Linked DNA regions of Homo sapiens: region 1 is linked to region 2. Evidence: chromatin contacts called from ENCODE Hi-C or POLR2A ChIA-PET data. All regions are on one chromosome and are shown on one strand. The core of a region is the stretch at or near the end of the contact, and the rest is flanking DNA. Distances in the headings are between cores, read along the strand shown.

Region 1 (3,213 bases), core at 438-2,937, 2.0 Mb after region 2:
AACAGGCCCTCCTGCACAAACACACCCTCGAGTCAAACCCAGTTAGCCGGGACAACACTGAGCCCCCAGCCCCTACTACAACCCCGGCTTAGGAGGGAAAAAGACGCTAGTAAACACCCGCCTTTCTGCCTTCAGGAACCCGACCACGTCCCCTGCTGCAATCTCTCTCTCCTAGCATTTCCGAAATTGGGGCGGGGGTTGGGATAAGTGCGCAGGGTGCCCGCCCCCTGCCACCAGCACCGCCACCCCGGATCTCCAGGGTCCAGCCTGGGTCCAGCCCTCACCCACCGATGTTCCACAGGCGCCTTCTCCACTGCGGCCTCGAACAGCAATGCGGATCGGCCACCACCCGCGCGCCGGAGAGGTCTGGCGGGGGAAGGAGGAAGGCCGGGACGGGGCCGGGCACTCCCCACCCCTTCCCTTCCCCAGGTGGGGGAGGGTGGAACGCTGCCGGAGGCCACATGGAGCCCCACGATTTCAGGGGAGTTCGGGAGCCCCCGCCGCCGCCTCGGACACGAACGCAGAGGGGTGCGGGGGCCAAGGCCCACTTGTCTCCACCCCGTCCTCCGATCTTTCCCAGGACTCGGAGGGGGCGGGGAGAGAGCCCCGACAGACCCTGATGATTCCGGAGGAGCCCGGTGCCTACCCCTTTAACCGGCACGGGGGACGCGGCCCTAACTTCTCCCCTCCAGAGATGTCCCCCATGGAGGGGGACATGTTCCGGAAAACGCCACCACAGCCTCCAGACCCCTCCAACGTTCACACCTAAACCGGGAGTGGAGGAGCTGCCCGAGCATCCCCACGCTGCGGGCGGAGGATCGTGCGGAAGGGGGAGCCGGGGCTGACCATCGCCGCTACCCGAGAACCCCTCCCAACACGCGTGGGGAGGGGAGGCCGCCCGCTCCCTCCATCTTGACCGCCGGGGGAGGGGGCGGGGATGCTGCGGGAGGCTGGACAGGCCTGACAATCCCAGAGGACCCCGGCTGCGCCCACCGGCCGAGCCTCGGGGCTCAGGCCCGAGCGAGTCTCCCCCGCGCTGCCGGCCCCCAGCCCACCCCGGGTAGCCCGGCGGGTCACGGGGCGGGGACGGCGGCGCGGGCCGCGGGGGAGGGGACGCCGGGCCCGGAGCGGAGGGGGCTGGGGTGCCGACACCCACCTGCCCAGGCCGGGCCTCCCGCCGCCGGAGGTCGCCGCGACCACCGAGGAGGGAGCCGTGGCCGAGGACGAGGAGACCGAGGACGAGGACGGCGAAGGCGCGGCGGCGGGCGACGCTAGAAGGCCGCTGCCGCCGGGCTTGCGGACATTGGCAGCCGCGGGCGGCGGCTGCTGCTGCTGCTGCTGCTGCTGCTGTTGCTGCTGCTGCTGCTGCTGCTGCTGCTGCTGCTGCTGCTGGGGCTTCAGCGACATGGTGAGGGGCCCATACACCGGCTCGCACGCCGGGCGGGGACAGCCGGGAGCCGGGCGCGCCAAGGAGACGCCGGAACGCGGCGGGGACGCGCGGGCGCCGAGCGGGGAGGCGCGGGTTGGCGCGGCCGGAGGGGCGCCCGGGCTGGCGAGGGGGAGAAGGAGGACGACGAAGGGGCGGGGAGGCCCGCCGAGACCAAGGAGCCGCCGGGAGCCGGGCCGAAACGCGCCGCCGCCGTTGCCGTTGCTACCAAAACAGTCTGAGGCGGAGGGAGGCGAGCTCTGCCGGGAGGGAGGGGGGCCGGGGCCGGGCGGGGGAGGGGCGGCGGAGGGATACGGTCCCGGGGCCGCGCCACCGCCGCCCCGCCCGCTCCGCCGCGCCGGCCGCTGGAGCGAGCGCCACCCGGGCCACCTGGCTGCGGCGAAGCGGCGAGACTCGGTGGCCACCGCGGGACTCCGAGGAGCTGCGGCCGCTGAGCGCATCGGAGGGCGGGCGCGCCGAGGCGCCGGGTGGGAGCGGAGGTGCGGATAGGGACTCTTTACCGGAAGTCGGAGGGGTCAGACGGAAGCAGAACGTGAGGTGGCCCCGGGGCCGGGAGGGACACGTGAGGAGCGGGCGGCGCGCTGGGTTGCTTTCTCGGGGGTCGGGTGAGGGCCAGGCGGCGGTCCCTACCCGGATCCGCCTTCCTCAAGGCGGGTCTGCCCTTCGGGGAGGGCGTGTCGGTCTCAGCCTCTGGGGCCTGCCTGGTGTGGAGGACAGGAGAGAAGCATTTCTTCTCCTACTGTATTCCTTCAGCATCTTCACTTCTGCGGGGACCTAGTTTGCCCCCACCTGATGCAACCCAGAAAATGGACTGACTGCGAGTGCCTTGGGGCGGAGAATGTGTCTTGCTACGTGTAAAGCACCTAGAACCCTGCCAGATTCAGGGGACACAGCATCCTGCCGTTTTCCTGCCGTCCCCCGCCCGCCACACAGTAGGCGCTCCAGTGGCTCGGGGCATCTACCAGGCAGGCCGCGCTGTCCTGCCCTGCCGGGGCTGGAGTGGAGCAACCCTCCGGGGCCACCCACATCTGGGTACCTTTTCCCCACTTTTTCCACCCCAGCCGCGCACAGTCACCAGAAAACTCTTTTAGGTATCTGACCTTCATTTGAACCTATGTTCCCTCACTTGAACTTCTTTTTCCTCATTCATGAGATTCTAAAGGAAATATATGGGATTGGGACTGGTAGAACTACGGATAATGGGATCTCCCTCGGTAGAGACAGAGCCGACCTCAAAACAATGTGCGAACTTTAGACCTTGGACCCTTTAGAAGTTTTAATTTAACTTACCCAGCCAGCACAGTAGACTCTTTTTAAAATGTGTTGCAGTTAAACTGGAAGCAAGTAGAAAGTAGGTAACTTTTTTTTTTTTTTTTGAGCAGTGAATCTATTGTTTTTTAAAGTGAAATGACTTCAGGAAATAATAGGGGAAGAAACACCAAAATTCCCCTCAATGTCCTAGAACTGTCCAGATAAAGGTAAAGACTTAGATAAACGTGGAGAATGATTGAACCAGCAGTTTTCAGTAGTCCAACTGAAATTAACCTCCTAGATAGTCCAGGCAAAAATGATCATTGTATTCTGCCAATGTAGGAAATCAGTTTTATTTCCCATCTAAGGTAAAAAGTAGATCAAGGGACCATTGCAAAACCCTTTAAAAATTAACCTAGCCTAGCCAACATGGTGAAACCCCGTCTCTACCAAAAATATAAAAATTAGCCGGGTGTGGTGGTGGGCGCCTGTAATCCCAGCTACTCGGGAGGCTG
Region 2 (2,500 bases), core at 1-2,500:
TATTATTTTGAGATGGGGTCTCACTCTGTCACCCAGGCTGAAATGCAGTTGCACGATCTAGGCTCACTGCAACCTCTGCCTCCCAGGCTCAAACAATCCTCCCACCTCAGCCTCCCGAGCAGCTGGGAGCACGGGTGTATACCACCACACCCAGCTAATTTTTTTTTTTTTTTTTTTTTGGTAGAGACGGGTTTCACCATGTTGCTCAGGCTGGTTTTGAACTCCTGAGCTCAAGCAATACTCCTGCCTCAAACTCCCAAAGTGTTGTGATTACAGGCGTGAGCCACCGTATCTGGCCTATGATTATTTTGTTCACAGACAGGGTCTTGCTCTGTTGCCTAAGCTGGAATGCAGTGCAGTGGCATGATCATAGCTCACTGCAGCCTTGAACTCCTGAGCTCAAGTGATCCTCTGCCTCAGCCTCCCAAGTAGCTAGGACTCTTAACTCTATCCTACCCAAATTTTTATCTTATACTCCACCAACTCAGGGCCTCTTGCAGGAAAAGAAACCTGAGCCACTTCCATAGTATGAGGCTTCGAGTGTACTCAGAGATGAAGAATTGCCAAAATACAGCTCAAAAAGTGGCATTTTCAAAAAACAATGTAAACAACTCAAGGACATAGCTCAAAATTAAAATGTGACATTACAAGCCCATTCGAAGGTTAATTTCCTGGATCTGTGAACTAAATTAATCCATTATTAATCCACGGTACTCTAGAGGTTCTGAGGTCTGGGTTGAGGTGCAAGTTTCAAGGAATATGAGGAAAGCCATCTTTAGAAGGTGCTGGTGTATCTGGGACCTGGGGAATAAACTGCTTTGGAGATTGGTCACAATCTGAGTCGAGAGCCCTCCTGGCCCACATGGGATATGCCCTGCCCTGCCCGATGATAGCGGGACTTCATTGGGACTTAGGCAAAGACTACCTGGTCTCTGGCGCCCACGTGGCCCACGTTGCCATGGTGACGTCAGAACAGCGTGGAGACGTCACCTGACGGTTGCCGCGGTGACCTCACGGCGGTGTGACGTACCCATGGCGACGACACCACGATTCACGGCAGGTGTTCGAGTTGCCCTTCCCGCCAGCCACTCACCTGTCCCCGTCTTCCACGCCCTGAGGGCCGCGGCTCTGGAAACGGGGATACAGGAGCCTGGCGGCGCCGAAGCACCCGCGCAGGCCAAGACGGCTCCCCAGGCCAAGACGGCTCCCCAGGCCGCACACAGCCATGAGCCAGGCTGCTTGACGGGACCTGACCCCGCCAGGTTCCCGTCCAGTCCGCGGGGTGACTCCACCCACAGCTGGCCGCGCCACCGCTCAGGTTTCAATTTTTATTGGTTCGCAGTTCTCACCCCAGGGCGGGACACTCCCAGGGACTTGTTTCCCATTGGTTTAACGGAAGGAGCGGGGCGGGAAAACCCGTGTCGGCTTGGCTGCAACACCTATTGACCAATGTTCAAGCCTATTGGTAAAGGTACTCCGGGCTCGCGCGCTCTGATTGGCTGGCCTGAAGTACAACGCCTCCTCCCCTTGAGGCACGGGCGCTCTGGGTTGTGGGAGTTGGGGAGCTGCTCCGGCTTCGGCGCGGAGGGGCGGCGGCCGGGGAGGCGGCGGCGGCGGCAGGTGAGAGGCCGGGGTCGGGCGGCCGGGCGGCGCGAGGTCCTAGACCCAGGACGACGCTGAGCCAGGCGTCCAGCTTCTGTGGCTCAGTTTACCCAGCTCTGAGAGTCTTGCCCCGAGGGATCGGCGACCTCAATCTGACAGTCGTGATTTTGAGCTTGACAAGCAAGGGGATTCCCCGCTCTGAGCCTCAGTTTTTCTAAGAAATGGGGATCACGATAGTACTTAGCTCATAGTACACCTGAATCTTAGCGTAAGGTAATCTACGTAAAGCCTTAAGCGGAGGATAATTTTGCGTTATGTATAAAAGTGTAAATTGCACACACCTATAGACCCTGCAAGCTCCTTTCTAGGACTCTGTCCTGCAGAAATACTCATTTAAGTGTGCAAAACGAGGCGTACTGGGTGTTTTCTGCAGCCTTGTTTATAATTGTGACACATTGGAAACAGCCTAAATGTCCAGCAAAGAGTTCTTTCTGCTCCATGATTTCATGTAATTTCTACCTTTAATAGTAGTAGTTGTAAAAGCTGAAACGAAGAACAGAGCCAGTAATAAGTAGCTCTCAGTAATTGAATGATTAGTAGGTGCCAGACACCGCCAAGTGTTTCCCTTGCGTTAATTTAACCTTCCTAACATCCACCGAGGTAGGTACGGTTATTTTCTCTCCATATAACGTGTGGGGAAACCGAGGTTCTTAGCCATTTAAGTGAGTTAACTAAGATGACATCACTGGGGAGTGGAAGAGCTGGCATTTGAACCCAGATCTGTTGGATGTGTCCAGTTGACTCCTGCATTGCCTTTCTGGTACGTAGCAAGTGCTGGACGGTAACTACCTTTTTTGTTATTATGATGGGCTTGAACTAGGTGTTCTAAGATCTCTTC

What was found. Hi-C counts contacts between places; a loop is a spot of excess contacts on that map. ChIA-PET counts read pairs that join two places held with the same protein, here RNA polymerase II (POLR2A). Pooled maps may share reads with other maps.
Region 1: a pooled map shows a loop between it and region 2 (9-fold over the local background). The contact joins the promoter of ATXN2 here to the promoter of MMAB in region 2. A Hi-C loop is called at or near these places in 1 of 37 single-sample maps with no recorded cell type and 9 of 50 pooled maps. POLR2A ChIA-PET finds 5 or more read pairs at or near these places in 2 of 52 experiments (T-cell and activated CD8-positive, alpha-beta T cell).

Annotation. Positions count from the first base shown.
Region 1 is chr12:111,597,628-111,600,840 of GRCh38, forward strand. ATXN2 (ataxin 2) reads right to left here and starts at 1,688. Exons shown (of 25, transcript NM_001372574.1): 1 at 1,157-1,688. The coding sequence starts at 1,407. It overlaps ATXN2-AS (ATXN2 antisense RNA), which reads left to right and starts at 1,871. Exons shown (of 2, transcript NR_146497.1): 1 at 1,871-1,926; 2 at 2,201-2,628. RefSeq lists silencers at 333-462, 1,053-1,102, 1,193-1,362, 1,423-1,732 and an enhancer at 2,193-2,422.
Region 2 is chr12:109,572,254-109,574,753 of GRCh38, forward strand. It overlaps MMAB (metabolism of cobalamin associated B), which reads right to left and starts at 1,251. Exons shown (of 9, transcript NM_052845.4): 1 at 1,094-1,251. The coding sequence starts at 1,227. It overlaps MVK (mevalonate kinase), which reads left to right and starts at 1,541. Exons shown (of 11, transcript NM_000431.4): 1 at 1,541-1,620. RefSeq lists enhancers at 641-1,142, 1,143-1,642 and silencers at 1,402-1,531, 1,552-1,781.